Regions from separate parts of the Mus musculus genome. Here all the other regions are linked to region 3. A link is a loop called in an ENCODE intact Hi-C map of the cell type or tissue named here. Cell type or tissue: left cerebral cortex. All regions are shown on one strand. Region 1 overlaps Pam (peptidylglycine alpha-amidating monooxygenase). Region 2 overlaps Pam (peptidylglycine alpha-amidating monooxygenase). Region 3 overlaps Pam (peptidylglycine alpha-amidating monooxygenase). Region 4 holds the start of Pam (peptidylglycine alpha-amidating monooxygenase).

Region 1 (8,000 bases), 100 kb before region 3:
TAGGTTTTATTCCAGGAATGCAGGGATGGTTTAATATACGAAAATCCATCAATGTAATCCACTATATAAACAAACTCAAAGACAAAAACCACATGATCATCTCGTTGGATGCAGAAAAAGCATTTGACAAGATCCAACACCCATTCATGATAAAAGTTCTGGAAAGATCAGGAATTCAAGGCCCATACCTAAACATGATAAAAGCAATCTACAGCAAACCAGTAGCCAACATCAAAGTAAATGGAGAGAAGCTGGAAGCAATCCCACTAAAATCAGGGACTAGACAAGGCTGCCCACTTTCTCCCTACCTTTTCAACATAGTACTTGAAGTATTAGCCAGAGCAATTCGACAACAAAAGGAGATCAAGGGGATACAAATTGGAAAGGAGGAAGTCAAAATATCACTTTTTGCAGATGATATGATAGTATATATAAGTGACCCTAAAAATTCCACCAGAGAACTCCTAAACCTGATAAACAGCTTCGGTGAAGTAGCTGGATATAAAATTAACTCAAACAAGTCAATGGCCTTTCTCTACACAAAGAATAAACAGGCTGAGAAAGAAATTAGGGAAACAACACCCTTCTCAATAGTCACAAATAATATAAAATATCTCGGTGTGACTCTAAGGAAGTGAAAGATCTGTATGATAAAAACTTCAAGTCTCTGAAGAAAGAAATTAAAGAAGATCTCAGAAGATGGAAAGATCTCCCATGCTCATGGATTGGCAGGATCAATATTGTAAAAATGGCTATCTTGCCAAAAGCAATCTACAGATTCAATGCAATCCCCATCAAAATTCCAACTCAATTCTTCAATGAATTAGAAGGAGCAATTTGCAAATTCATCTGGAATAACAAAAAACCTAGGATAGCAAAAACTCTTCTCAAGGATAAAAGAACCTCTGGTGGAATCACCATGCCGGACCTAAAGCTTTACTACAGAGCAATTGTGGTAAAAACTGCATGGTACTGGTATAGAGACAGACAAGTAGACCAATGGAATAGAATTGAAGACCCAGAAATGAACCCACACACCTATGGTCACTTGATCTTCGACAAGGGAGCTAAAACCATCCAGTGGAAGAAAGACAGCATTTTCAACAAATGGTGCTGGCACAACTGGTCGTTATCATGTAGAAGAATGCGAATCGATCCATACTTATCTCCTTGTACTAAGGTCAAATCTAAATGGATCAAAGAACTTCACATAAAACCAGAGACACTGAAACTTATAGAGGAGAAAGTGGGGAAAAGCCTTGAAGATATGGGCACAGGGGAAAAATTCCTGAACAGAACAGCAATGGCTTGTGCTGTAAGATCGAGAATTGACAAATGGGACCTAATGAAACTCCAAAGTTTCTGCAAGGCAAAAGACACCGTCAATAAGACAAAGAGACCACCAACAGATTGGGAAAGGATCTTTACCTATCCTAAATCAGATAGGGGACTAATATCCAACATATATAAAGAACTCAAGAAGGTGGACTTCAGAAAATCAAACAACCCCATTAAAAAATGGGGCTCAGAACTGAACAAAGAATTCTCACCTGAGGAATACCGAATGGCAGAGAAGCACCTGAAAAAATGTTCAACATCCTTAATCATCAGGGAAATGCAAATCAAAACAACCCTAAGATTCCACCTCACACCAGTCAGAATGTCTAAGATCAAAAATTCAGGTGACAGCAGATGCTGGTGAGGATGTGGAGAAAGAGGAACACTCCTCCATTGTTGGTGGGATTGCAGGCTTGTACAACCACTCTGGAAATCCGTCTGGCGGTTCCTCAGAAAATTGGACATAGTACTACCGGAGGATCCAGCAATACCTCTCCTGGGCATATATCCAGAAGATGCCCCAACTGGTAGGAAGGACACATGCTCCACTATGTTCATAGCAGCATTATTTATAATAGCCAGAAGCTGGAAAGAACCCAGATGCCCCTCAACAGAGGAATGGATACAGAAAATGTGGTACATCTACACAATGGAGTACTACTCAGCTATTAAAAAGAATGAATTTATGAAATTCCTAGCCAAATGGATGGACCTGGAGGGCATCATCCTGAGTGAGGTAACACATTCACAAAGGAACTCACACAATATGTACTCACTGATAAGTGGATATTAGCCCAAAACCTAGGATACCCAAGATATAAGATACAATTTCCTAAACACATGAAACTCAAGAAAAATGAAGACTGAAGTGTGGACACTATGCCCCTCCTTAGAAGTGGGAACAAAACACCCTTGGAAGGAGTTACAGAGACAAAGTTTGGAGCTGAGATTAAAGGGTGGACCATGTAGAGACTGCCTTATCCAGGGATCCACCCCATAATCAGCATCCAAACGCTGACACCATTGTATACACTAGCAAGATTTTATCGAAAGGACCCAGATGTAGCTGTCTCTTGTGAGACTATGCCGGGGCCTAGCAAACACAGAAGTGGATGCCCACAGTCAGCTAATGGATGGATCACAGGGCTCCCAATGGAGGAGCTAGAGAAAGTACCCAAGGAGCTAAAGGGATCTGCAACCCTATAGGTGGATCAACATTAAGAAATAACCAGTACCCCGGAGCTCTTGACTCTAGCTGCATATGTATCAAAAGATGGCCTAGTCGGCCATCACTGGAAAGAGAGGCCCTTTGGACACACAAACTTTATATGCCCCAGAACAGGGGAACGCCAGGGCCAAAAAGGGGGAGTGGGCGGGTAGGGGAGTGGGGGTGGGTGGGTATGGGGGACTTTTGGTATAGCATTGGAAATGTAAATGAGCTAAATACCTAATAAAAAATGGAAAGAAAAAAAAAAAAAAAAGGGGATACAAAGTCTTTCCAAACTTAGGCAAACACATTTGACATAGTTACAAATAATCTTGGCTCAACAATTCAAAGTAGGTTTGCAATTCTTACCCATGAAATCAACCTATCCCAGGTGAAATTTTCAACCAGAAAACAGTTACTAAACAATGGGGCAATTTCTTTAACGGAAACAAAGCAAACAATGACTCAACCAAACTGGTTAGGTCACAGACACTCTCTGCCTTCCAGAAGAAGTTAATCTGTTTCAGCTAAAGTCTTTTGTCTCACAAAGTATAAACAGTTCATTGTGCTCCTGCAATGGGACACTTCACATAGAAAATAAAATACAATGTTATTTCAAGAACAGATAGAACGCATAATTTCAAATCAGAATCAATGACATCAGGAGGAAGAGACTGAGTACTTTGCACAGACCTTCAGCCTCACCAGAGTCTAAAAGCTGTCCTAAGATACCAAATGCAGAATGCTGCCGTTCTGTTGAACTAGTCATTTAAAATCATCGTCCGGTTAGGAAGGCAAAATGTTAAAGCAACATGATAGGCTTGGTTGCACACTGGCCTCACTGAACTGTGAAAATACAGCTCCAGAGACCACTAGATGGCTGTCTCACTATCTCCCAAATCGTTATGAAAGACCTTGATCAGTCAATTGCTCTCTTCCTTTCTCTTTCTCTCCCCCTCTCTGGGCTGCTCCTGGATAGATGGGATCTTGAAACGGTAGCCATTTCTCTTAGACATGTTAAGATCTCAACTTGGGAAATAGGTCTGATGAGCATGTTAGAAGGGACAGGATATAAACAGAAGAAATTGGCTGGGACAATTTTCTCCTATTGTTCATACTTTTCTACTCTGCAGATTTTATTTTATTTTATTTTATTTTGCAGATGCTGTTTAACATAACCCCAATCGTCAGTGACTGCTATTTCCTCTCTAGCTGCTGGAGTCCTTTGCAGAATGCCGTGGCCTTTATCTAAACACTGAAGTGTTTCCCTTAAGCTTTCCTTTGCCATTTTCAGAATTTCTCATGTTGATCCACTTTCAATTGATTTGAATAAGAAAATGGGTCTAGTTTGATTTTTACATATTAGCAGATTTCCCAACACCATTTATTAAAGAGGCTTTGATGCATCTTTTTTGACACCCTTGTGTAAAAAGGTGGCTGTTTAAGAGGGGATAGGGCTGGGGAGATAGAAGGAGGGCAAACATTGATGGGGAGGGCTAATCAAAACTAAGGACACATGGAAAGGCTGTATAGAAATTCAGTACTTTGTAAACTAAGAAGCATAAATTTTAAAGGTGCTTGAAATGAGATACCACACATGGGCAGATGCTGCTGCTCCCAGAAGACATAGATTACTAAACAAAAATCCTAGAACAGGGTAAGAGATACATTCCCATGAACTGTTGGTCAGGCAGATTTTCAGAAGCCCTCCAAAGCAATAGATGCTCTTGCCCTGATCTTGGTTGTTCACCTATTGTTGAAGACACTATTCACTTTTATTATGTGGCATAGAACAATCAAGCTGTCACTGAGCTGGCACTAGCTTTCAGAGTGCCAGGAATCCTCCTTGGGCACTGGGAACTGGTGGAGTTGGTGGTGAATCTAGGATCCCTATGTGGAGAGGTGTGGTGAGATGGTGGGTGGAGCAGAAGGTGGTATGCAGGCTGCTGACGGAGCAAGGACATATCCACACTCACAGGTCAGTGATGCCTTCAGAGGGCAGTGGTTAATGCAGAGACTCACAACTGGCTAAAAGGCTGATAATTGTGACTGCTGAGTGTTCTCCATAAATGAGTCATCTGTAACACATGCTCAATGATTCAAAGGTCATTACCGAAGAGAAAAAAGATGGAATATGAGAGCCAGAGACTGGGGAGGGCTGCTTGAAATGGGAAGGATCTCCTGGTCATGACCACTGCATTCATGAACTCAGAGCAGCTGTGGCTACTGCCCAAGATTGAACCCTAACTGTTGACCTTGTTGGGGAGGGCTCATGAGGTTCCCATCTATAGATGAAAATCTATTGGCAGTTACTGGCATAGGGGCAGAGGGAGGAGGCGATTTCATTCTTCAGTGATGTAGCCATTGCTATGGTGGCCATGTTCCAGCTAGTAACACCACACCTATGGCCATGTCAACAACTCTAATAAGATTCAGTGGCTCTTTCAAAAAATCATGAGTAATGGAGGGTGAGGTGGAAAAAAAGAAGGGGTCCAAAGGAAGTGAGATGAAAGAAACTGGAGGAAATATGCTAAAGTAGATTGTATACACATATAAAGCTTTCAAGACATAGATTAAAAGCATTTAAATATTTATAGGTAGTTTGTTTTACTCTTGGGTTGTGTGATGGTTTGCACATGCTTAGCCTAGGAAGTGGCACTATTTGGAGGTGTAGCCTTGTTGGAGTAGGTGTGTCACTGTGGGCTTGGGCTTTAAGACCCTGTCCTAGCTTCCTAGAAACGAGTCTACCACTAGCAGCCTTCAGATGAAGATGCAGAACTCTCAGCTCTCTCTGCACCATGCCTGCCTGGATACTGCCATACTTCCACTTTGATGATAGTGGACTGAACCTCTGAACCTGTAAGCCAGACCCAATTAAAAGTTGTCCTTTATAAGACTTGCCTTGGTCATGGTGTCTGTTCACAGCAGTAAAACCCTAAAGAATACAGGTTGCTTCTGGGTCTTCTATTCCATTGATCCACATGTCTTTTAAAATCCACATGAAGAGGCAACTATGCCTACTCAAGTGTACTGGATGGCTACCTCTGCCTATCCTTCTAGGCTATAAACATACTCACTGAAGGTTTGAGTGCTTATGGGAAGAAACTGGGTAGTGCTCCCCTTCTGACACATGGTGTTGAATTTGCTCTCCCTCTGCTGCCTTGCTTGTGATGGGTGGAGCCACACTTCCTTAAGAGCCCATTGGCTATATTCCCCAGACTCCTAACCCTCACACACTTACACCTTTCTACTTCTACAAAACATTCCAGCATAACCCAAAGGAACTTCATGATAATGACAATGTGGTACAACTGCAATGGTCAACACTAGAGCCTCTACCTACCCAGGGCTAATGAGCCTTTGTCATGTGGCTACTATACCTGAGCCATGTTTGAGTTGTTCTTACTTCTAACTAAATGACAATAAATATCCAGTATGCACCACATGGATGTAAAGGACCTCTCTTATATGTCCTTACTCCTGCCCACTTCCCTTGCTTAGGTGCAGGCAGACATATTCAGTTCCTACTCCACCACTGTGTGACTTTTGCAAGAGCCAATCAAGAGTTCAAAGACAGGAAATGCATCACTGTGGCTTGTTAGTGGCAGGCAGGTAGCAATTTATTGGAAACTCTTTTCATGATGTTCTATACAAATTTCCTCCAGTCATCTTTGCTTTCAGTTTTTCGTCTGTCTGCACAACATATGAGAATGTTGTCACATCCCAAAGTCTATACTAGACATTTCCCTCTCATACCCAGTGGTCTTGGTCATTTGCTGCTAAAGCTCTTATCTCTGGGAAAATCACACCTAGCTCTGCAGTTTTGCTAGTACCAGACTCCTTTATAAAACTGTATTCTGGGGGGCTAGAGAGAATGCTCAGCATACAAGAGGGAACACTGTTCCTCCAGACAAGCTCAGTTCAGTTCTCAGCACCACACTGGGATGCTCACACATGCCTGTAAAGCCAGTGCCAGGGGAATCTGACTTCTTCTGACCTCTAAAAGCACCTGCACTCGTGGACATATTCCTGCACACACATGCACACATATATGCACACACACACACACACACACACACACACACACACACACACACTTTTTGATATCTTTAAAAAAATCCCATATTCTGAGAATTTCTATTTTGATGGTGTTTTCCCTGATATTAGAAACATAACATCTCTAAAATTGAATTATTTTTCTTTTTTCCATTTTTATATTTTTTCCATAATCGTTCTCTCAATCCAAAACACTGAACTTTCCCTTCTCTCTTTAGTGAGCACAAATTCCAAATTACACTGTTTATGAACATCTTTTGCTTCCTGACTGGAAGTACTCATCAGGAATTCCCATGATCCTCTGGTCGTTATGCTGAGAGGAGGGTTGCTCCCTTGCCTTTCAATCCTGGTCTGGACTTGAAACCTATCACGATGCTGAACCTTCCACTCTAGCTGGCTTGTGACTGACAGAGCTTCACTGCATTAGAGTCTCTGCATTACGGTCCACAGATACCTGCTCTTCACCTCCATCAACCCGTGCATTTCTGAGTGGTTTTCTCTAGTTCTATTCTGGGACGCTCTGCTAAGGTAACCACATAATTAATTTCCCCAGATGGGATACTTTGGGAAAGGTAGAGCATGTCATTAATATTTATGCTAGGAGAGCTGTGGACAATCATAGGGAAGCTGTTTGTTACGATGTTTGAGGCTAACAGATAACAATCTTACAAATAGCTTATAACCCGTGTAGCAGTAGCCACTGCATTTATGGTTAGCAGGACCTTATAACTTTGCTGACAGCCTCATATTTTTAACACATTTCATCCCTGTGACATAGCTATTATTATTTCCCTCATTCTAGGTGTGGAAGCTAAAGGCAATTCTATCATGCCCAACTGATAGGAAGTTAAGCACTTTAAGTCTTAACTGAGTTCCATTCTATCAAGGATTGGATAGATTTCTGTCTCCTCAATGTTTAAGGTCAAACATTTTTTTTCCTTTTTTGTTAACTGTTAATAAGTTTGAAATTTTGTCAGATTACCCTATAACATCTCAGAATTCTATAGAAAAAAAAAGTTCATTAGCAGCAGATGGAGGCTACCTTGCAGCCAGAATGTAAGCAAAATAACCTTCTTTTAAAAATAGAGTTACATATCTTAGGGCATTTTGTTACAGTAACAAAACTAATAAACACATCATCTACACTGTTCATTGTATTGGATCCAGGGTCCTTTCTCTTGCCTGTAGTGGCCATGGGTCCCTTTCTATAAAAAACTTCCAGTCTCCAATCAAAATTACTCTTTTTGGGCTGGAGACACAGTTCAGTGGTTAAGAGCACTATCTGCTCTTCCAGAGGTCCTGAGTTCAATTCCCAGCAACCACATGGTGGCTCACAACCATCTATAATGTGATCTGGTGCCCTCTACTGGTAAGCAGGTGTACAGATAGAGCATTTCTA
Region 2 (8,000 bases), 110 kb before region 3:
TCAGACAGAGCAAGCAAGCAGGGTTCTCATTGTGGCCAAACTGTTTAAGTAGACAGTGAACATATGAGAAGAGTAGTCTACACTATGATTATTGTAACTGTAGGCTGATATGACAGGGTACCTGGGGAACATCTGCCTATCAGTCTTTCTATCCAGTCAGATTATATTCTTGAGGGATACAGACTGACAAACCTCTTAGCAAGCAAGACTTGGGAGCAGGTCTCCATGACTTGGATTCTTGGGTTCAGAGTGTTGGTGCCCTGAGGATATAACTTAACCTTCACATGCCCTAGTTTGTGCCTCTCAAAGATGTGACTATAACTTAGTGGTTTTGAGGACCAAATGAATTAACACATCCATGATGCCGAGCCTTGTTCAAAGTAAGCACTAAATTGTTGTCTGTGGTTATCATCTCCTCGACTCCAAAGGTGAAAACTCGGCCAGCCAAATGCTTTGTTTTAACCTAGGAATTCTATAAAACTTTACCATAGACAAGCATATGAACGAATCTGTATTAAGGATGCTCTCAAAGATTAAGTGAAAGTTGATTTTATCAATCAACAACAACAATAAAAAAATCAATGAATCATAAGAATAAAGACTTCTGGATTCTTCTATTGAATAAAAAATGTCAATCAAATGCATCATTATTTTGTAATATACATAGGGTTTTGATGGCTGGACCAGTTTTTCATATGCTAACATATACTAGTGTGATAAAATCTGCCAGTTAAAGCTGGGTAGAACAAACTGCAAATTTTCATTGGTTGCTTAACAAGCCAACTTTCCAGAAGCAGCTTAAGATTGTATTTCTCCTCTATCTTAGTACAGATATTAAACAATGAATAACAGAAACCAAGCAACATTAAGTCCCAATGTGTAAAACTTGTCTCTGTCACTGAGCCCAATATGCTCATCCTGTGATTCGTGTAGCTCATAAAACACCAATGTAGATCAACAAAATTGGTCAAAGATTTGAAGATCCACAAATTCACCATAAGATACTACCAAACACTCATAATTCACTAATGTGTAAAACGCTGCTCCTATCTAAAAGTCCAAGAAAATAGGCCACATGAGGCAACCTAGACCAACAAAGACAAATGTATGCTTTCTCCTAGTTACCGATCCTTAGCCCTGAATCTTCAGGCTGGAATGCATACCTCAGACTAATATGGAAATGTGGAAATTAAAAAGGAACAATGGTGGAAGGGGGGAGAGAATGAACTGCAGAGAGGGGAACGAACATGCTATTAAGGGAGAAAGGGAAAAATGGTAGAGGTGGGTGTGGGGGCGACTTACGTAGAGAAGGGTGTAGGGGGTAAAGCAGAGGGAGCACGGAGGAGCAGAAGTAATGCTAAGACCGTTTGAGAAGGCCACTAGGGAAACCTACTATTTTATAAACTTCCTTAAAAAAATACCCAGGGGACTGTTACAAAAATCACATTTTCTAGACACGATTGGCCCTTTGAACCTGTGACCTCATAAAAGCTATGGATGTTTACATTACAGCCACACAAGCCGTAGCAATCAATATTCCAGAATGATCAGGGGAGGGCTTGGGAGGTCCCATTTCTAGTTGAGGAGCTAAAGGCCCTTGACAGCTCCTGAGGGAAGCTGAGTCAGTTTACTCCAGGGACAAGGGTCCTGGGATAGTTGCTTCTGCTCCATTGGCCAGCCATGCGCATTTGGGCAACAATAATTTAAATTACTAGGTCACCCAGAAACACACACACACACACACACACACACAACACACACACTATAGAAGAGGAGGAGGGCATGAATTTGGGAAGAATGGGGGGCACGTGAAAAGTTGCAGGGGTTTCAGATATGATCACAATGCATTGTACTCATGTATGAAATTCTCAAGAAATAAAAATGTTCAATGATTCTCACTAAGAAAAAGGATATTCAGAAGTTATGATAAAACCAATATTCATTCTTTGCTCACTTAATTTCGGGGGTTTTAAATCTAATATATTGATGATTTGACACTTTCCTCATTTTTGATGTGCAACTTTTCCCATGTGTAATCTCATCTGACTCTCATGTCAGCCCTACAAGGATTGTAATCCTCACTCTACAGATGAGAACACTAAAGCTTAGAGAATTAAAAGAAAAAAAAATGCCAAGGCATTAATGGAATGGCTGGAGCTTTTAAAGGCAGGCAGGCAACTTCAATAGCTGAGTCTGATCCATCATACAGCCCTTGTTAGGGAGCTTTCAAATCTTACTTGGGGGGCTGGAAAGATGGCTCAGTGGTTAAGAGTAGTGATTGCTCTTCCAGAGGTCCTGAGTTCAATTCCCAGCAACCATATGGTGGCTCACAACCATTTGTAATGGGATCCCATGCCCTCTTCTGGTCTGTCTGAAGACAGCTACGGTGTACTTATATAAATAAAATAAAGTAAAAAAATAAATTTTAAAAAAGAATCTTACTTGGGGCAAATGCAGGTTTTTGGGACGGGGTAAGTTATAGTGAGTGTGTGTTCCTGACACAGAGATCACACAGCACAGAAATCCTGTTCTGAAGAAGGCTAGGATCACTGACATCCGACCCCCAACGAAGTAGAAAATCCAGCATGAAGGCAGACACCAGGATGCAGAACCAAGTTCAATCCTGGCAAAGTTAAACATCCATAAATGGTATTGTTTAGAAACTCTTAAATCCCCGGGCCAACCAGAGGACATCCTAACACCATATAACAAAGTGTTGAGCTGGTCTGCTACTCATGCTCCTTTGAACCATCAAGTCAGCTGGGTGGGATCTGTCCCCACATCACAGTTCCAACATATGGAGAACAGAATAGAAAGCATGGGAGACATAGATTTCTGTTGCTGTCCACCTCACGGTTACAGGTTGTACAGAAGGCAAAAACTAGAGACATAGGACAAGGGTTGTGAGGAGACAAGACACCTTCAGTCTCTGAGCAGCGAGGGGCCACAATTCCAATGAACAAGGCAAGCAACTTTAACCAATCTGGAATTGATTGAAATTAAGGCACTAGACAGTGCATGTTGGACATCATAACAGTCGAGTTTTTAAATCTAGACTGCAGTACCTCATTCAATAGGTTAACTTCTCTTGGCTTCAGTTTCTTCTGACAATTAACATGCCTTAAAGATATCTGAAAAGACTCCGTGCTATAATGTTAAGTGACCAAATAGCCTTGCATCTTTGCTTCACCAGTGCCATATAAAAAGTAACTCTCTTCTTTGCAGCTAATAAAGTCCCATCTAGCAAATTAGACACATAAAGAAGACAGCTAATTCCTCTAGGACCATTAGGGCCACTCTCAGCTTTGCGTGGAGTAAAGAAAGGGCAGGAGAGAAACAATAGCACTTAATCTATCCTGTTTATCCCACTTGCCCATCTCAGAGACGGGCGCATAAGTTAGAATAATACTAATGTTATAAGGTTGCTATATATGCAAACTTCCTACTCTCTTTTTGGAATACGGAAGCCTGCTGCAGATTCCAGCTTCCTGTGCCTGATACAATGAAATGCCACCTGAACAAACTTTGTTATTGCCTGGTGCATCCTATAATAGCAAGTGGGAGAGGACTAGGAAAAGGGTGTTTACAACTAGCCTCAACACGTCTGAATTTTACTATTTTGTCCTCGGTTTTAACAATTTTGGAGTTAGAATGGTGAAATAACATAAAACCACGTCAATTCAGAAAGAAAAGGCACATAGAGCTCTTTCACCAGTTGGGATCTGTGCTGCCTAACAGTCAACGACTCGTTAAATGTAGTGACATTTACCCACATTTATGAGAGGAAGAAAGACTTCCCCCGTGAGATCTTCAGAGGAAATTTCTTCTGAGCTCTGTCTCATGACTAGTTCTGGGAATAGCAAATGATGCAGGGGGAAAAAAGGTACTTTCTACCTTTGAGGATGTCATTCTTAGAAAAAGTAAGACTTCAGAAATACACACTGTTCTTTTAAAATATGTATACATGATGGCCTGTGTGTATTTATAGACACTGGATGTGTGCCTGGTACCTGCAGAGACCAGAAGAGGGGATAGGATCACCTGGCCCTGGAGTTACAGGTAATGTGTGTGCTTAGAATCCAGCCCAGGTCCTTTGCAAGGGTAATATTTGCTTTTAACCACTAAAACATTTTTCCAGCACCTGAATGATGTTTTGTCCGTTGCCACACATGATGATAAAAAGTGTCCAGGGTTTCTCAAAATCAGGAATGAAAAGCTAAGTGATAGACTATCGAGTGCTACAGTTCTACTGTGTTGTGTGTGAACAGACTTGCACTTGGCAGGAGACCTTTGGCCTTTTTCATATCTGTATTCTTAACACAGAGGATCACACAGAACTGTCGTGTGTTACGAGATGGGTAGAGACACACGAAACTGCACAACTGTCACTGTAACCCCAGATACCAGTTCACTTGTTCTTTGACAGGAAGCAGAAGTTAGGTTTTCCTTCAACACTTTAGGTAATTTGCAAGCAAGAAGAGTCCCAGGATCACCTCTTGAGAAACAGTTTTATTGGACAAAATTGGAACCAGTTTGAGCCTGTTAAAATATGAGGAGTTAAAAGTGAAGGCTCCACTTAACATCTCATTCAGACCATTAGGCCAGTCCCCATGGAAAATACTTGAAACTTCCATGTGAGCAAAGGCGCTGCATGCTAATTCTTTTTTTCAATTATAAATAAAAATCAGCTGGGTGTTGAATAATTCATGGCTTCCTGCAAAGCTGAATTTGAAAACATCAAGCTGGCAGCCCGTGCCGTCCAAGCCCACGCGTGGACATCTGCCATGCACGCATATATCTGTTACTGTTTTAGAGACGCTCTCCACATGCTGTCTTATTCGGCTCTCCACATTAGCAAGTCACACAAAAGACAGTCAATATCACAGAGGCCACAGCACCGTTAAAGACAAAGATGAGGCAGCTATCGCATGCTGGTACAGAAACCTGAAGGGAATAAGGTATTGTTCTCTAATTATGGAAGCCAATTCTGGCTAGAAATAAAGATAAATCTGATAATTATTGACTTACTGGAGATTCCTTTCAGAAATGTATACTCAAGTTTCAATTAAGACAACGTCTGATAAAGGAACTTAAGGAATCAGTCACAAAAATGGTTTTATTTTATAAGTCAGTTGGGTATAAATGTTGAGAGTATTTGATTCCTCTGGAAGGACATTAATTACTGGAGAAGATAGTGTATGCACTATCTACAATGGTATTTATAGGTGACCTTTGGAAATTTCAATTTCTTCCCATTGAGCCAAAGGAAAATGTTGATTTATTACTCTGAATTTCACATATCATTCTTTCCGAAATGACTCAAGTGTGGTCCTACTTTGAATTGACTCACTAAATAAATGTTGACTTTATATAGTACTGGACCAACACAAAAATAAAAGAAAAAATCTTTTCAAAACAAAACGTGGTATGGGACAACGCAAATCTAAGTCATACTTGTTCCAATAAGTTTTTTCTATTGGTTAGTTTTGATACCTATTAATTTTTATTCCCTTCAGATTTTGCTAATGTGGATCGCAGTGGTTCACACTTTATTGCATAAAAGAAACCCTGAACGCACCTCCTGCGAGTTCTGGTTCCCAAGGACCTTCACCAGGCTGCTGGAAGGATAGAGCTCTGCTCTCAGCTGGCCTCAAGGTTGACTCTAGCCTGTGGAATTTGTGGATCCTGTCTCTGACCAGGATAGCATTACCCCCTTCCTCATGCTCCGCTCCCTCTCTGGCGTCAGACCGACCAAGGTCCTTTTTCTGGACTACGTTTGCAATCTCAGCTACCAGGTCTGACCCAGATTCTGTCTTTTCTGTAGGATTATATTTGTGCACATGAACAACATCTTCCCTTTCTCCTAGCAGCTTGGAAAGTAGTGAATAGAAATCACCTGTGGGGGGGGGGAGAGAAATAAAGACACACAGTGTTTATAAAACCATAACATTTACAAAACCTGGTGCCTTAGAAATATCGAGTCTTGATTGTGACAGTGAGTGAGAAGCAAGGTTGTTCTCACACTTTCATGTATAGGAGGGACGGAGGGATGTGAGGGACAGAGGAAGGGACAGAGAGAAGGGGAGAGGGGGTCCAACACTGGAAGCATATTTTTACATTTCATTTGTATACCATCTTCTTCCTGCCATTTCCCACACTGTGACCATTGGCAGATTCATAGAAATAAAACAAAATAATTCACTTGTGAGTACATGACATATTTTAAACATTGGCTTTCACAGATTAAATGAACTGATAAGGAAATTAAGAATTTAGGAATCTATCAATAAGATAGCCACAGATGCACTAGAGAAAGCTAACACCACAACCAAATGATTTAAATTTGCTAAAAATCTATTAATTCATAAGCTACAGGACATCAAATATTTTTCAGTAATATATGTGAAACAATCACTATCAGACACACACACACACATATATATCTATGTGTGTGTGTGTGTGGGGGGGGGGCAACTGGGACGTCGGTCTTATAGTTTCCCTAGCAGTAACATAAGTAGTTCCAATTAGTTCCAATTGCTCATCTCAAGCAAGAAGTGAAGAACCTCCAGAAGAATTGTTTTTGATATAATAATCCCTTTTAAAACAGTGAGAAACAAAGATCATAAAAGAAAAATAATGTTGAGAATCATTAGTTGAGTCAGCACTGAATGTTTTCTATGACTATATTAAAGAACACACTTTGATTTTATGAAAGCAAACCATATAAAAACAGTGGTTAGATACAATATCTAATGAAAGCTCATACAATGCTTTAGTTATCATCATTTATGTGGTCAAACCCATGATGTCTGCTCAGAACAGAAAATAACCCATGTAGATCCCTGGCAACTCCAGGTCTTCCTGTTCTTAACTTACTCTACAGCTTGGCTACTAGGAAACCCTGATTTTAGATTCTGATTAGTTATGTTCAATTATGTCTCCAGCATCACTGCTAACATTTATAAACCTTCTTCATGGCCTGGAGAAGATAAAGAGTCATTAATGGTTTAGCTATGATGCAAGCCACTGAAGAATGTATTTTTAAGACATTTGTGCAAGGGGATACAAAGGAGAGAACCGGACAGCTTCTGGAACGGGCAGAAGCACAGAGCCGCTGAGGCAGCAGCCTGGGCGGGCCGCAGACAACCGGCCACCATCCGGACCAGAGGACAGGTGTCCGCCTGGCTTGGGAGGCGACCTCAGCCTCAGCAGCAGCGGTCGCCATCTGGGTTCCGGGACTCCGCGGGACCTAGGAAATTAGTCTGAACAGGTTAGAGGGTGCACCAGAGAACCGGACAGCTTCTGGGACGGGCGGAAGCACAGAGCCGCTGAGGCAGCAGCCTGGGCGGGCCGCAGATAACCGGCCACCATCCGGACCAGAGGACAGGTGTCCGCCTGGCTCGGGAGACGGCCTCAGACTCAGGAGCAGCGGTCACCATCTTGGTTCCAGGACTCCCTAGAACTTAGGATTTTAGTCTGCACAGGTGAGAGTCTGCACCACAGAAGCTGACAGCTTCTGGGAACTGCCAAAGCAACACAGCTTCTGAGAGAGGCCCTGTTTTGGGCCTTCTTCTTCGACCAGGAGGAGGTCCAAAAACAAGATATCTGCGCACCTTCCCTGTAAGAGAGCTTGCCAGCAGAGAGTGCTCTGAGCACTGAAACTCAGAGGAGAGAATCTGTCTCCCAGGTCTGCTGAGAGACGGTAACAGAATCACCAGAAGAACAATCTCTAAACAGAGTCAACTATAACTACTAACTCCAGAGATTACCAGATGGCGAAAGGTAAACGTAGGAATCCTACTAACAGGAACCAAGACCACTCACCATCACCAGAACCCAGTACTCCCACTTCGCCCAGTCCAGGGCACCCCAACACACCCGAAAACCTAGACCTAGATTTAAAAGCATATCTCATGATGATGGTAGAGGACATCAAGAAGGACTTTAATAAATCACTTAAAGAAATACAGGAGAACACTGCTAAAGAGTTACAAGTCCTT
Region 3 (8,000 bases):
CCAGGTATTCTATATTTCCCCCATTTATTCCTATTCTCCATCATTTCATTTCCCTTTTAAGGCTTGTACCTGTCTCACTCAGCCCCCACTCTCCCTCTCCCTTTACTTTCTTCATCCTAACATTCTTCATTCTATCTTCCTCTTCCATCTCCTTTCTGCTGACCCTTGTCTGTGTGAGCTCTAGGTTTAGCCACATTGTGAGGCAAAAGTGGTTGCTTTCTTCCACACACACACACACACACACACACACACACACACACAAACATACCTACAGTCTCACACCTCTTCGACCACCTTATCAAGAGTGCCACGGTGAGGAGGAGAGAGGTTTTCTATCTGGCCGTCATGGGCAGCCTGTCATGTTTCATGAATGCTTACAAGGTGCATCATCTGTAGGTCAGCGGGGAAGCAGGTCAAGGGTGCTGAGGGAATGTACTGAAACATTCTAACCAGGTCAAAACTGTTTCAGAGCACCTGAATCCCCCCATCCAATCGCAAGTCGCAGTTGCAAGCAAGACCAACCTCAACCCAGCGTGAATGAACTAGGCTAACATAAGCAATGGTGCCAACAAGACTGAGATCACCGGGAACATCCACTGGGTCAGCCTCTCTACAATGTGTTCTGTTATACTATTCTAGGTACACCATTCCCATAAGGCTAGTTACACCAGGGCTCCATGCTTGCCACTTATACAAGAGAAAGATACATTCTTAGCAAAAGTCCTAATAGTTGATTGGACTACTCTAATACACATATCTTTTTTGCAACCAATCACCATGGTAGGGAAGCCAGATCCAGCCATCTGCTAGTCCTGGTTGGTTTATGCCCCCTCTTGAGTTGACTCCTGGGAACCACATGGTCTTATAGAGAAAGAGCAAAGAGGAGAATGATTCAGCTGCAAGGCAACCAACAAATGGCCACCACACGAGCCAAAGTCCTGGGCCTGCAGTGCAAGACAAACAGCCAGCAGTTTAAGCCCTGCATGCTTTCTTTCCACGTAAGATTCTAAAATTGAATAAAGATTTAATTTATGAAAACGAAGCTCTCCCACACTTTTTTTTTTAAATTAACTCTTCTGGTTACTCTTTCTGAGAGTAGTGGTTGAGACAGAATTGTCTACTATTGTTACTCAATAATAAGAATAAAGGAATATTTTCAAATAGCTCTAATTGACTATTTGATTAAAACGATGATGTTCTTGTGGGAAACGTGATATAAGACAAGTTGTCTTTTAGACTGTTTTAGACAGAAGCTGGGCATTCTTACTCATTCCTGTCTCTCATGCAACGAGGAGATCGAGACAGGAAGAGTACCAGGAGGTTTGGGGTAGCTCACAGTATATAGAGGGAAACAATCAAAGAAAGAAAGAAAAAAAGAAAGAAAGAAAGAGAGAGAAAGAAAGAAAGAAAGAGAAAGAGAGAGAGAGAAAGAAAAAGAAAGAGAGAAAGAAAGAAAGAGAGAGAAAGAGAAAAAGAAAGAGAAAGGAGGAAAGAGAGGAAGGAAGACAGATGACCAATTAGTGATTATTTTGTATAAAAAGAAGCAGCAGCTAAGTTTAAATAAATACAGTTTAAAACCACATTTTAAAACTGAGAACAAACAAACAGCTAATTTCTTGGGTTGGGGACTATGGCCTTCGTGCTCCGGTTTTAGTGTCGTTGTTAAATACTAAACAAGGTGATTACAAAACTCAGGGCCAGGACAGAAATAAAATGTACAGAAGAGGTATCTGTCTGGTGATGTGGTCATGCAGAGACAGTGTGGGCCATGTCCTTCACAGCTCTACAGTAGTTACAGATAATCATACTCAGGTCTTCAAATACTGTCAGGTATTACCCTGACGTAAGAGGCCTATGTATTTCCTAGAGCTTCTGGTTGTCCATTTCAAAAGTCGTTTTTCCTCAACAAATAGAATACTTTTATTTTCCCAGTGGTACAGGGGAAAAAGAGGAAATCAAATCGTGCATTATCTGTAAGACTGAGTCATCTGTCAGCTCTCCCACATCCAGGCCTCCCACCGTCCACAGCCCTTCAAAAAGCACAGGGCTATCTTTTAATGACATACATAAATCCCCGCACTGCCAGGCTGCAGAGCGTAATTAATTCTGGCCTTTCATGCTTAATGAAACACCTTGTACACACACGGCAGTGGCACTGTTAGCTTCTTGTGTGTGCTAAGACATGGGGTGCCTAGCAACCTTGTTCGACTTCACATGCTCTGCGACACGTCTGTGTGAGCACTGCTGTTATCTCTTCAAAAGAGAGCTCTAGAAAATTCGTTCTGCCACCTGTGCGAATAGTTCCCTTAACTTTCCAGACCGTGGAATGTTTTATTTTTCAAGTTCTTGGTATTAAGCAAGATTTTCTACCTTAACGGTGGCGGCTTTGGAAGCATCTTTTAAAGACACAGTAATCTGGTGGATGCAGCTGCTCAGCGTTATTCCCTTCATTAGAACACTTTGCCTTATCGTAACGCACATTTAGGCGCTGTATTACAGAGGACATTTCTCCATAGAGAGTCTCAAAACATAGATTTTTTTAAAGTTTCTGTTTGAGTCACAAATAACAAAGTGGGTAATCTTTTCATAAGCCTAATTTAACTGAATATTTTCCCTTGAAGTCTTACCCATTTGACAGGACTCCAGCCTCACCTGGAAAGTCTGAAAGCAAAGAAGTTACCACAGCTATACACGCAAATGCCTTGCTTTACCTTTAATTCTAGACATTGCGCAGAACAGGTGAAAAATAAAAGGACAGAATTCCACGCACCTCTTTAGGTGTGACCCCAGGCATGCGAATATCCAGTGTAAAATCCGAAGAATCAATAGGAGTGATGGGTCTGGTGGTACCAAGGCATTCATTGGAAAATGATCTGGTAGTTTCTTTAAACCTTAAGGAGATAATTTGAACATCCTTGAACATAATAGGGAGGACAGAAATAAAGCCTATGTCCTTAAGTTTAAGGATTAATAATATAGATCTAATAAAAACTATAAGATGTAATGGCTCTGTAACAATCCTAACTCCCAGAATCATGTTATTGTCTATGAACAACTTATAACCAATTTGTAAGCAAAATAAAGCCAAAAGAACTAAGCAGGGTATAAAGTTCGACCCAATAAAAGCTTATACTTCCATATTTATTTCTACTTAATGAAGACGTTATCATCCTCACATCCGTGCTAGTTTTCTAGTGGCAAGACTGTGAACTGTAACCCCGTGGCATTTTGTCAACTATGAGCGTCCAACATTACTAATCGGAAATAAACAACAGAAAACCCTAAGCACAGCCTTGCTAGGTACAGTTAATTATATGAGGGCGAAATAAAGACTGCGATGTGAATTACAAACGTACAAGTACATAAATATTTCATATGGTAATTACGAGGTGCGTGTATACAGCTCGATATTTCCTAGTGAGCTATTACAGCCAATGATCTTCTCCCCACCACCGATCTATCTTGATATTTTATTCCTCCAGCTGTTACATATAGGAAGGCATTCAAGTCTAAACAACTATATTGCAGTTTCTGAAATATTTCTCCAAGAGGGAGCGATTAGTTCTGGAAATCACAACTTCTAATTGGAGTTCCGAAAGCCAGGGTAGCAGCTTGGCTATAGGACGATTGAGTGGGCTTTAAATGCAAGGGGCACTTCAGGAGAAGTTACTGAGCTAAAATTGGAAGACGTTTTGGGTAGAAAAAAATCAGCCTTGTAGAGTTTTTTTTTTTCTTCCAAGAACCAGGTTACTTCAAGTGACTACATTTCTAAGGAGCATGCACAGAACCCACCCCAACGTCCTTCCTCCAGTCTAAAGAAAACAAACAAGCCAAACACGCACCTCTTAAAGACAGAAAGTGGGCTTCTGAAGGCCAGGCAGCTGCTCTGCAAGGCGAGCAGCCCCAGCAGCAGCAGCAGGCGGCTGCGGGCGCGTCCGGCCATGTCCGCGCAGGACCGGGGCAGCGGGCAGTGGCCGGGCCAGCGGGAGGGCAAGGCTGGCGGCCGCAGCTACTTCATGGCCCCAGGCGAGGGCGATGCGCGGCCAGCCAGGTCCGCTCCGTCCGCTCCGGACGCGTGGGAAGCGGCGCTGGAGTCCGCTCCGCCCGCCCGCGGGAGCCGCCCGCCCTCCAGAGCGTCCGGGAGCCGGTGCAGCCACAGGGCTGGATGAGCAGGGTCCTTATCGCTCACAACGCCAGGGGCTGTGAGGGCTATCGCGCAGACCCGCGTCAGTCATCATTCGGAACCTGCAAAAATAGAAGCCGATAATGGATGACTAACACATTACAGCATTTGTCCTCAGCAAATCCCAGCTGAGGTTCCTTAATACACGAGGAGTTTCACAAGCTTGCGCCCAAGCCTGGGGAAAATGCTGGTCTGTTGATCTCTCTCCACCCCAGCGACAAGCCCCAGTGACTTCACAGACCCTGAGCAAAGCCCCTGTCCTGCCTTAGCTTGCTCTTCCTCCCCTCCACCCACTCAGGGTTTGTTTTTGTTTTTTGTTTTTTTGTTTTTTTGTTTTTTTGTTTTTTTTTTTTTTTATTTTACTGTTCCGATTTTTACCTGGTTCTTCACCCTGCCTTCCTTTTCTATCTAGTCCACTTCTCCGGGTTTCTTTATCACTCTCTCATCTCATCAAAAAGAAAGCCATGCTCCAGATCTCCGTTCAATGTAAACAAAGTTATTCACTCAAATCATTGACTAAGGCACAAGGAATAAACCAGAGAGGCGAAGACAAAGCACTTAGAGACCACGATAATCGGGCAGAAAATATGAGAACAAAGGCATCCCATGTACAAGCACAGCGGGGCTACAGAGGAGAAGGGGTAGAGAGAGATACCTTCTGCCTGCACAGACATCTCTACATAAGCAATTGCCCAAGTTCTCAGCATTACTTTAAAACAAATTAAAACCCTACAGTTAACAAACGCGCCTTGCAAAGGCCCATTAAAAATCTGGCATCTAATATACAAATCAATAATTTCTTCCTGTTGTGGTATGTATCCCCAAAGATATCCTATCCTACATAAAGTTTAGAAACTAGTAAGAGAATTAGAAAAAGGTGGGAGAGGAGTGGGAAGGGTCTCAGCCATCCTCCAAATGAAGTATATCTAGAAAGACTATGGTCAAGAACTTCATATTAATATGAATAAGAGAGATGAGGGCTCAGGGAAGGATACCTCAAAACTATGGCAGATTTGTTAAGTTGAATAGTTTTATGAAAAGGAAATTAACAACCTTTAAAAGAAGGTGCTAAATCAGGGTCCTCTTATGTTTCTTCCTCCTCTCTACACAAGCATTGTGTTTCTCCAATACGAATATTCAGCTGCAGAAGGGAACACAGCTGTCTTCCACGCTCAGCCTGAAACCCTACTATCTCAGTATGGAAAACAGAAATGCACCCCTACTGGACAGGTTCCCATGACCAGAACATAGCCCAGGCACACACAAATACCAAAGGGGTGATTTTTCTGGGAGGTGATTTTCTGGAGCCTTAATTAAAGCCAATAAAAATGTGCAGTCTATATTTTGCAAACACCACCTCCCTTACAGAAAAAAAGTGGCGTGTTTATGAATATTTCTGGCTAGTGGGAGAGTCACAATCCTATCTTTGTCCACTATACTGTGCTTTCCCCTCTTCCCCAAGTGTTTAAGTTTGTATGATTTTTCCCTGGGCTAATCTTTGTCAATATACTCAATGTGAACTCCTTCAGGCTTAGGGGAAACTTCCCTCTGTTGTCTGCAGAAGCCACACAGAATATGTGACATTCCACATACAGCTCAACTAAGCTAAATCCTAGGACTTCAATAGGCTAAACTCTAAATAATCAAACATAGACTTGTCTGTTGAGCTGAACATTTTTCAGATTAGGAATTAAATCTGAAAATGATAGTTGGCATTAATTTAAAATATTTCAGGTACATTGTGAAAATAACTTCTATAAAATAGAGTTCTAAATGCTTAATCCATATTTATAAATATGGCCCAAAGAATATCAAATCAGTTGATTTGATGAATAACAGTAAATAACAAAAGTCAGGAGCTGGGGACAGTTACTTTATGGTACAGTTTATGCTTAGCAAGGAAGGGGCTCTAAGGTCAATTGCTAGTACAAAAAATGAATGATAGTTCAATAATTTAAACATTTTCCTCAATAATATGTTAGCTTCCAAATTTCCCTCTATAACTCATGGTATAGTGAAGCTTATGCCGTGTGTGTGTGTGTGTGTGTGTGTAAAAACCAAGAACATAAATAAACATGAATTGTAAACTGAATGATATTCATCATGGCCAGCACTATCTAAGTTAAATACCACACACCAAATATATAAACAAAAATTTAATGTTCAACTACTTCAGGGATGCTTGAGGCTCGCCAGCACCCAAGGACCACAGGTGATCTGCATAAGCAATGGTGTTTTTAGAAGACTGTTAATGTTTGTTTGAACTTTTGCCTTTGGCTCCCTGTTTGAAATCAGCAACAAAAACCTTGAGATGTCCTTATTCTGGGTAAAGGAAAAGGCCTCCTGGGGATGGGGACATTAATGTTGAAGGCTACACCAGTGTCTTAGTGCCCAAACAAGTACAGTCCTGTCCAGTGACAATGGAGAACATTCCCTGAAATTCTCTTTTGAAAAGTGTATATATTAGGAAAGGAATTCTGTTCCATTCAGAACAGGGTTCAAGGACAGTCCTTGCTTGAGCTGCAAGGAGGCTTGGCCTTAAACAAAATACTCGAAAACAAACTTATTGTTAAAATTCTGTAACTGGAGCACACCCTTTAGTACTAACCTTGGAAATAAAATTCCACTGAACTCTTTGATTGCTTTTATTACCTTTGATGTCCCTAAAGCATCCACTTAAAGAGAAGAGAAGAGAAGCTGTGGGCAGAAGCCCAGGTGGTATTTGTAACCATAAATACAATACCTTTTACTATAGAACTGAAAGCGAACTATGGTTCTTAAATCTTTCAAAGATGCGATACACATTATAATACTATAATAAATATGTTTAACCACTACCACTTCATTTTTATTTTATTATCCTTATTAATGTAGGATATAGAGGATTCCAGTTTTTTTCTCTCAAGATGTTTAAAATTCACATTATATGTTACCATGACAATGCTTTTATTCATTCAAAACTACTTAATTTTGTATAATGCACAAAACACTATGATCTGTGTTTGGGTTTGTTCATATGACTAACACTAAAAGGAGAAGGTAAGTTACTTCGGAGGTAAGAACTTCACACAACTGATGGAAGCACTAGTCTCAGAAAAGACCATAAAAGCACCTCAGACATCTGAGAAAGGGAAGTGTCTTCAAGATGGTATGAACAAGAAGAAATGTTAGATGGCAACTTCAACAGAAGGCACAGCCTGAGCGTGCCTGGTATAGCAGACAGCAGAAGCCAAGGAGCCCAGGTGGGAAAGAGGACATGATGTGTTTGAGATGCAGTAATAAAGACTGTTTCCTAGAGACAGCCAGCCCGGGCACCCTATTTTATCTGCAATATAAAGCACATATACTGTTTATACATCCATAATTTCACCAGGCAAGGACGGTTTCCAGTTTATGGGTTTTAATTCTGGAAGACGATCATTAGGGAGTAAGTTGGGGCTGCAGCAGAGGACCATAAAACTACCTGGGGTCACTTTCACTGCTTTTATTTAACAAAGATAAAAGGAAACCCTGAAATCTGCAATTGGTTAAAGACTCAGAGAAGCACTTTGACCATTTGTTCATGGATTAGTATACTCCATGAGAGATGGGGAAGACTGTGGCAACTGAGTAGCTGAAGGAAAACTGTCCGGTGGGTGTCTAGCTCTATCTGCTGGAGTGAGTACACGGCCTTCCTATGCGTTAATTTCTTCACTGACAGAAATGATCACACCACCTACTTCATAAGAGCTATTCCAGGAATAAGTGAATTAATCTCCTAAGGACAGGGCTAAGTGTGTACTAAATGCTCGCAATTATTGCTGCTCCAAATACATAT
Region 4 (8,000 bases), 120 kb after region 3:
GGAACAGGGAACAAAACACCCATGGAAGGAGTTACAGAGACAAGGGTTGGAGCTGAGATGAAAAGGATGGACCATCTAGAGACTGCCATACCCGGGGATCCATCCCATAATCAACCTCCAAACGCTGACACCATTGCATATACCAGCAAGATTTTGCTGAAAGGACCCTGATATAGCTCTCTTATAAGGCTATGCGGGGGCCTGGCAAACACAAAAGTGGATGCTCACAGTCAGCTATTGGATGGATCACAGGGCCCCCAATGGAGGAGCTAGAGAAAGTACCCAAGGAGCTGAAGGGGTCTGCAACCCTATAGGTGGAACAACAATATGAACTAACCAGTACCCCCCGGAGCTCGTGTCTCTGGCTGCATATGTATCAGAAGATGGTCTAGTTGGTCATCATTGGGAAGAGAGGCCCCTTGGTCTTGCAAACTTTATATGCCTCAGTACGGGGGAATGCCAGGGCCAAGAAGTGGAAGTGGGTGGGTAGGAGAGTGGAGGGGGCCTGGGGGACTTTTGGGATAGCATTGGAAATGTAAATGAAGAAAATACCTAATTAATAACAGGTCTATAATCAGCATTCAGTAGGCTGAGATTAGGAGGATCACGAGTTCGAGGTTAGCCTCATCTATATACCAGGTGCCAACCTAGTCTGGACTAAACAGTGTCTCCATCTTCAAAACAAAACAAAACAAAAACAACAAAAGACCTAATAAAGAGACAATAGACTATTCAAGTTTCCCCAAGTAGACTTGATTGCACATAAAGGCAAGAACACTTTATTCATAGCCTAACTGTTTGAGCTATTTTTATGTAGTTTTAACAATTAGCTCTTGCAGCCTAAAGGAGTTAAAGTGAAGAATCAAGAGTCTGATATTCATGGCCGTTTCATCAAACCACACAGTTTCCAAGGCAATGATAAGAATCTTTAATCTCACGTTATAAACGAGATAACGAACCTACTGAGCTATAAGTGCGGCTGTAAAGTTAACAGCACACTCCTCAGCCTGCCCTTCAGCCTGCCAGGCCTTATTGTGCAGGTCTAATCAATTCTCAAAAGTTCCACAGGAATGCATGTAGCTTATGAAACTCCACCCAGCCAGCAGGTAAATTAACTTTTCTTTGAACTAGGGAAAGAATTGGTGTCATCGCATTTTATAAAATACAACTTACTTGGAAAGAAAGAGCTCAAGTCAATCCTTCACCTTTTTAAAGTTCAAGAGCATTCAGAGTGATTATTATTTTATTATTATTATTATTATTATTATTATTTTAATTGTTGTTGTCGTGGCTAACAAACAAATAAACAAGTTTCATTTAACTTAAGTGAGACTTGCAAAGCCAATCCAGTGTTCATCAGACATTTGTGCCTGTGGTGTCCTGGATAACAAATGTCCCCATAGATTCAATATTTGAACCCAGTATTTGAACAATATTGCTACTGTCTGGGAAAATTACAAAATGTTTAGGTTAAGGGATTCTGTCTTCTATAAATTGCTTTTGATCATGGTGTTTTATCACAGCATCAGACAAGTATCTAATACAATATTAAAGTGTTACTCTATTGAAAACTGTATATTTGCAAGTGGGTAAGATGGCTCAGTGGGTAAAGGTACTTGTCACCAAGTGTGAAACCTGAGTGTGAGACCTTAAGCTGACATGGAGGAAGTAGTGAGCTAGCTACCACAATATGTTCTCTGATTTCCTATGTGTGCCTGTGCCTCCCCCTATAAATAAATTAATATAATAAAGTTATTTTAAGTTATGTTCATAAAAACAAAATTTTCCACTCTCTAGTTATTTTTCTAGGCATTATAATTTCCTTCCCAAGAGGAGGAGAAAAACATCAACGTGGTTACCCAGTTAATTGAAGTTTTGGATAAAATTATGGTAGCTTTTCAGTATTTGATTACCACATAATACAGTGTTTAAGTGAGGGTTCTCAACCTGTGGGTCGAGACCCCTTGAGGGTAAGCTCATTGGGAAAATATTGATATTCACATTATAATTCAAAACATTAGCAAAATCACAGTTATGAACTTATAAAGAAAAAATAATTCTATGGTTGGGGTCACCACAATGTGAGAAACTATATTAAAGGGTCCCGGCATTAGGACCACTGTCTTACTGGCTGCTTTTGCTCTAAAATAGTTATTTCCAAATGTGCGTCTATTTGATGAAACCTGGGCATTTGAGACATTAGTTTTAGAAAGTACATTCTTAGTGAACCTGGTATTTACTCCATTCTGTGAGGCAGCCTCACAAAATTATGACCTACAAGGGCTTATATACAGCTTTCTTGACACTTTCTACAAGCCACGTATTGCTGTTAGAATATGTTTGATGTCCATATAAAGATATAGGTGTCACTAAATTAGTTTAGAAAGCCCTTAAGGGCAAGAAATATATTCCATGTCTTGCTCTATAAAGCACCCAGCAGACTTGCATTGCATAATACAGGGACTCATGAAAATGTCTATTAAATTTAGGCTATAAGAATGACAGGCCTTAGCCATTTAATACAGAGTATAAAGCTGATTTTCTTGGCGGTTTTCCTTATAAGGTAGTTAGAAGACATTAAACGATGTCTCTTGTGTCTGTGATTATCAACTAAGTTTCTGAATTCACTTTACAAAGAAGAAGGTCCCCCCCCCCCCAAATTAATTTTACTTGTAGGATGGAAACAAGACTGTAGAGACAACAAAACATCTGAAGCAAAAGTTCTTGTCTCTAAGACTGGGGCCAGTAGGATCTTCATGGTAGTTGAATTTCTATAACCATGGGAACAGAGATCCATAGCTTAGACATAGGGTTTGCTGGATAAAGGACAGTTTCAGCTCTGTTAACCAGTTCCAGAAAATGCGGTGCTGTCCCTCTCAGACTTAAAGAGCTCCAGGCCAAATTCATCTTTAAGTCACCAAATCTCAGCTTTAGGACCAAACTCAGGTCAGGGACCCACTAGCACAGAGCTTCAGCCTAAGACTTTGGCTCAAAACCACCACACAGCCCTCTAAAATCGTCCCAGCAAGCTCTAAGCAGCCAACAGAACAACGCGTATTTGTCCAGGTCAACAAAGATTCTGATGGAAGAGAGTACCAAGGCCACACAGATGAGGTGACCCAACCAGATTTAGTGAATATAGGAAGTAGTGGGTACTGTCCATCCTGCCTGACAGAGCAATCACCCTTCCCTGGAGGATTACACACACTCTAAAGCTGGCAGAAAACCGCGGGGAGACAGCAGAGCTGGGCTGGCGATGAGGATGGGGAATTTCCATGCTTCCAGGCACTTGCCAGCACTTCAAGCGCCTCAGTCGGTATTCCACGTCCGTAGCTGTCAATCTGCGCGGCCCCTACTAACGCTCAAACTAGTCCTAAGGATCCACTCGGGGTCCCGCGGGGCTTCGCAACCGCCACTTAGAGTTGTCCAAAAGGGGGGCACAAAAAACCCAAGGCGAATGAACAAACGCGCCCAGAAAGGCGAGGGCGCAGTTAAAGTGCCACAGTGGGCACAGCACCGGTGAAGAACGCGGTGGTGCTGACAACCCCAGCACTTGGGAATGCCAGGAAGGCTCGGACGCCGGATGCCAGGACCCCGGCCGCGCCGGAGGAAACCCACCGGGTCCCTGCGCCAGGAAGCCAAGGGACCAGCAGCCCGCTCCCCGCCCCGCCTCTGCCCAACTTCCGCGCCCCGCCCCGCGCCCGACCCTCTCCCCGCCGCGCCCGGCGCCGGCCACACTAACCTGCGCGGCCGCAGGCTCTTCCCGGGACGGAAGCGGGAGCCCGCGGGCGGCGGGCGGAGTTAGTTGGAGGCTCCGGGTCCCAGGGCGGGGACAGGCTGAGCACGCGGCCGCGGCCGCTGCTGGCCTCCTTCCTTCCCGGGCCGCGCGCTGGGCTCCGGGACCGCCCGCTCCCTCCCCCGGGGCGGCTCCCGCCTCGGCTCCGCCTCCAGCCCTCAGAGCCCGGCTTTGGCTTCCCCGCTCCCGGGGAGCGCGCGGCGGGTGCTTGGAGTCCCGGGCGGGTCGGAGGGTGGCCACTGTCCCAAGGTCTCTGGGGAGCGTGGAGAAGGCCAGGGCCCGATAGTCTCTGGGACGCGGCGGAGTCCCGGGTCCTTTCTGGCCAGCCCCGCGCGGTGACCGCGCCAGCTGCGTGGAAAGAGGTAGAGGACGAGATCTGAGTTGGATAGGGGGCTGCTTCCCGAGGGGGTGAGGGACCTCCTTCCTCCTCAGCGCCCTTTGGGCTGGGGCTCTGCCAGGTGGTCTGCACCCGGAGAGAAGATGCTGGTTTCGAACCCTTAGCTGAGGTGTAATTCCATTCGAAGTCACCTCCTGCAGCCAGGTCCCTGAATTCGAACCACACACAGGTTGCATGCGGTTTCCTGGCCAGAACCCCAAGACCAGAGGTTTGCCTTTCCTGACTTCCCACCTCCACCTGCTGTCCCTTTCTGCTTCTGAGGAGCACTCAGCTTTGGCACACAAGACAACCAGACCAGTCCCATCCCGGCATCGCCCTAAAGCAAGAGAAATAGGACAGGATGAGTAAAAGCCAGAAGTGTTGTGTGGTAGAGGTTTGGTCACTGCGCGTTACTATCTGCACACCCCCCCCCCCACGCACACACACACACAATTGAAGAGCTTTTAATAGAAACAGGTATTTAAATCTCCCCTTGTGTAGTGACTTTTGGAGTATTCATGGTGCCCTTGCTGTGCAAAGTCCTCTGCTTCTTTCTCCAGAGTTCCACCATATCTTTTATTTAATCTTATTGTCGCAGCAGATCCCTGTGCTACTGTGGCTCTGCAACCAAGTGCTGGTCTTTTCAAGGAGCTCCTCTCTGCCTCCATCTATGAAGTTCTGTTTGGCAGGATTGGGGGATATTGGAAGAAGGTCACTGAAGATGTGGAAGAAGTCCCTGGAATGAGATGAAGAAAATGCAGTGGAAAGGGGGAGCTAGGGTGAAGGAGGCTATGCTCTCAAGCCACAGGGGAATTCCCAGAAAGAAAATCCATTTCTCCATAGGGAAACTACTTCAGTGACTATCACAGCTTATCAGGCAGCAGTGGTGAGCCAGAGATAAATCAGGTTGACCAGGCCAGTCTGAGCTTTTATTTCTCAACCCAAATTCCAGGGAAAGCCTTTGACCCTAGGTTCTCAGGTAGAGATAAGAAATTCTTTGTAGAAACTAAATGTCATAAAAAGACGTCAGAAACAGATTCAGTTTACTGATGAGGGCGACACACACTAGGGCTGATCTTTGGCATTGCTCCTAAGTCATTTCTTTACCCTGGTCTAAATGAAACAAGCTCTTAAAACCCTTTTTGAAGCAAGGTGTCATTGAGATAGCCACTCTTCTGTGCTCTCTGTATGCACATTCATAGATATATGTGCCTTCTCCAATACAAACAAATAAACAAATGGTTAATTTTTTGTGAGAGAAGAAAACTTGATTTAGTGTTCTCAGGCTGTAGTGGACTTTTTTTTTTTTTTAATACAATACCTTCTGATCCCAAGAAAATTTCTTGTTCACAGGTGTGTGTGTGTGTGTGTGTGTGTGTGTGTGTGTGTGTGTGTGTGTGTGTGAAAGAGAGAGAGAGAGAGAGAGAGAGAGAGAGAGAGAGAGAGAGAGAGATCGTTAAAATGTCTAACTATACTCTTGTCTCATACCCTCAAGCTCCTGGTGGACAGTTTAGGGTTTCAGAATGCAAACTCAGTTCTGGTGTCCTAGTTTGGTTTGGGTGTTCTGTTGCCGTGATAAAACACACACAATAGTCAACTTGGGAGGAAAGGGTTTGTTCAGCATACACTTTCAGGAAACTGTCCATCTCTGAGGGACTAGGCAGAAGCTCAGCCAAGAACCTAGAGGCAGGAACAGAAGCAAAGACCATCACAGAGGAATGCTGTTTCCTGGATTTTTTTTTTTTAATAGCTTGCTCAGCTTGTTTTCTTAGTCAGTTTGGAGCCATTTGCCTAGGAGTGGCACCACCCTTGGTGGGCCAAGCTTTCCCACAGTCAGGAATACATCAAGACAATGACTCCAGAGGCCAATCTGATGAGGGTAATTCCTAATTTGAGGGTCCCACTTCCCAGGTGACTCTAGTTGCTGTCAATTTGACAAAAGACTCATCAGCCCTCTAGGGAAGCCACCTCAAGCCTGCAGCCAGAGAGCTTCAGGAGTTGTGGCTTTAGGGCATGCCAATTTGTATGTAGGCAGCAATAATTAGAAGCAAACCATAACAAAGCCTTCTCCTACCACTGAAAAAGTCATCCCCTACAGGGATAACATTAAATTAAGGTCCTTTCTGGTACTGTATGCTATCAGTTTAATTCTATAATGCTATGCGTAGTCATGGTGCAAAAGATGTGCAGCCAGCCAACAGCTAAGAACGTGAGGCATAATTTATGGAGAGCAGCATGTTCATAGGCAGTGCTGTGGAGCAGATGGAGGTACACATTTCCCTGTAAAGCTCCCAATTGTTTTCTCAATCTGCCATCATGTGATTGTTGCTTGCGCAGTTCTCCAAGCTGACCCACCTCATACAAAATTGTTAGGAGCATCTCATCTGTACAACACCCGTGTTTGGTTTGGAAGATAGACGTTCTGAGCACACTCAAGTAAAGGTAGACATTCTAAGCACACATGAGTAAAGATGAATTCGTGGAGAATCTTTGCTGTTTCCCTTCTGTTGGGCCACATCTAAGAGACACTTCCTTGCGAGGATGGGTGCGGTAGAGAGTACTTATTCTGCAAATACTGCGGAATGTGCAGGTCCATGAGCTTCTCTGGAAAAAGAAGGAAATATAAATGCTTTCTTATTCTGCACTTCACATATGACCTAAGAGTGCCCAGTCTTGATCAAGAGCAGAAAGCTACATGGAAATCCAAGAATGAGCTTTGAGTTGGTTGCATCAACCAGTCAAAATTGCTTATGCATATTTAGGACGGCAAGAGAAAATATTAATTTCAATTTACAAGTCATCGAAAGGCACCTTGTGGCCCACATAATGAATAGCCCTGTGTTAAAAGTAATACATGTTTGTTCTTTCACAAATAAATTTCCCTCTGAAATATAGACATCTGTCAAGGACTCAATTATCTTTCCCTGCATGAGCTGTAAAAGAACATAAAGGAAATAATATACTACACTGCTTATTTGAAAGAGATCAGGGGTATGCAGCTCCACACTGGCACGTTCTTAATTTCATGGTGTTAAGAAAAGAAACTCTGAGCGTGGAACAGCAAACCCCTTCCTGCTGTACTTGTGCAATTCCCATCAGTGTACACATAGGGGAAGGGTTTTTTCCTCATTAAGTAGAATCACTAAGATCGCTTCCCTGTCTTACTCTACTAACCCTTGTAAGGAGAATGTGCACATCGAATTTCCTTTGAAAAAACAAAGGAATCACCACACTCCTGGGCTCCAAGAGTATGCAGAAGAACAAGGGCACAAAGTGTATTTCACAGATGTAAATGGTCATTTAAATGAGATTAGACATTTATGAAATGTATGCATCAAACAGCCCCCCCCAAATCAAAAAATATAATAAGACATAGTTAAGCTGAGCTAGGCTGCCTCCATGCAATGTAAACGGGTTGCCTGTGCTTCTGCTTTTTTTCCCCCCGCTCTGATACACTCCAGGGCCTTCCCACTTTCACTGTAGGATGCACACATAAATAAAATAACAAAATATTTTGTAGAAAGCTCTGCCAGGTTAAGTACACAGAGCCTTCCTGAATACCCTGTATTACCTTCTCTTGTGTCGCTTTAAAATAGACTTGAAAAAAATTCTAAAGAAGAATATTTTAATAGCTTCCCAGAGAGCAGAATGTATTATCATTATGGTACAAAGGGCATCATTCATTTTTAATTCTCTGCTCCACAGGTGTTCCCTACTCAGGCTGTGGTTGACACTTAGAGGGCCTAATTATGATTCATACATCCCCCATCCCCCAGAAACCGGTCTTTCTAATATCACAGAATGCAGTTATTGAGAGGAAGAAAACAC

Evidence for each region. Hi-C counts contacts between places; a loop is a spot of excess contacts. Peaks named below come from ENCODE experiments on the same cell type or tissue, not always from the same donor. Only the 100,000 strongest peaks of a DNase experiment are listed, where the experiment ranks them.
Region 1: it touches region 3 in a loop (2.0-fold over the local background); 4 of 42 quality-filtered maps call a loop at or near these places.
Region 2: it touches region 3 in a loop (2.3-fold over the local background); 3 of 42 quality-filtered maps call a loop at or near these places.
Region 4: it touches region 3 in a loop (4-fold over the local background); 11 of 42 quality-filtered maps call a loop at or near these places.

Annotation. Positions count from the first base shown.
Region 1 is chr1:97,869,264-97,877,263 of GRCm38, forward strand. All of the region lies in intron 14 of Pam (peptidylglycine alpha-amidating monooxygenase), which reads right to left. Among named protein-coding and RNA genes, the nearest start is that of Gm31771, 38 kb to the right of the region's middle. In left cerebral cortex, CTCF peaks have their summits at 3,420 (motif pointing right) and 7,969 (motif pointing left); a DNase peak (open chromatin) is centred at 3,454; H3K27ac peaks cover 301 bases.
Region 2 is chr1:97,858,625-97,866,624 of GRCm38, forward strand. Pam (peptidylglycine alpha-amidating monooxygenase) reads right to left here. Exons shown (of 26, transcript NM_001357127.1): 15 at 5,579-5,896. Among named protein-coding and RNA genes, the nearest start is that of Gm31771, 48 kb to the right of the region's middle. In left cerebral cortex, no CTCF peak of the experiment used is centred here; DNase peaks (open chromatin) are centred at 4,764 and 5,715; H3K27ac peaks cover 1,591 bases.
Region 3 is chr1:97,973,015-97,981,014 of GRCm38, forward strand. It overlaps Pam (peptidylglycine alpha-amidating monooxygenase), which reads right to left. Exons shown (of 26, transcript NM_001357127.1): 2 at 3,843-4,245; 3 at 2,771-2,891. The coding sequence starts at 3,943. Among named protein-coding and RNA genes, the nearest start is that of Gm31771, 66 kb to the left of the region's middle. In left cerebral cortex, CTCF peaks have their summits at 3,227, 4,016 and 5,413; DNase peaks (open chromatin) are centred at 2,072, 2,178, 4,133, 4,783 and 2 more places; H3K4me3 peaks cover 3,890 bases; H3K27ac peaks cover 3,605 bases.
Region 4 is chr1:98,091,743-98,099,742 of GRCm38, forward strand. It overlaps Pam (peptidylglycine alpha-amidating monooxygenase), which reads right to left and starts at 3,904. Exons shown (of 26, transcript NM_001357127.1): 1 at 3,743-3,904. In left cerebral cortex, no CTCF peak of the experiment used is centred here; DNase peaks (open chromatin) are centred at 3,230, 3,521, 3,862, 4,366 and 1 more place; H3K4me3 peaks cover 2,442 bases; H3K27ac peaks cover 2,108 bases.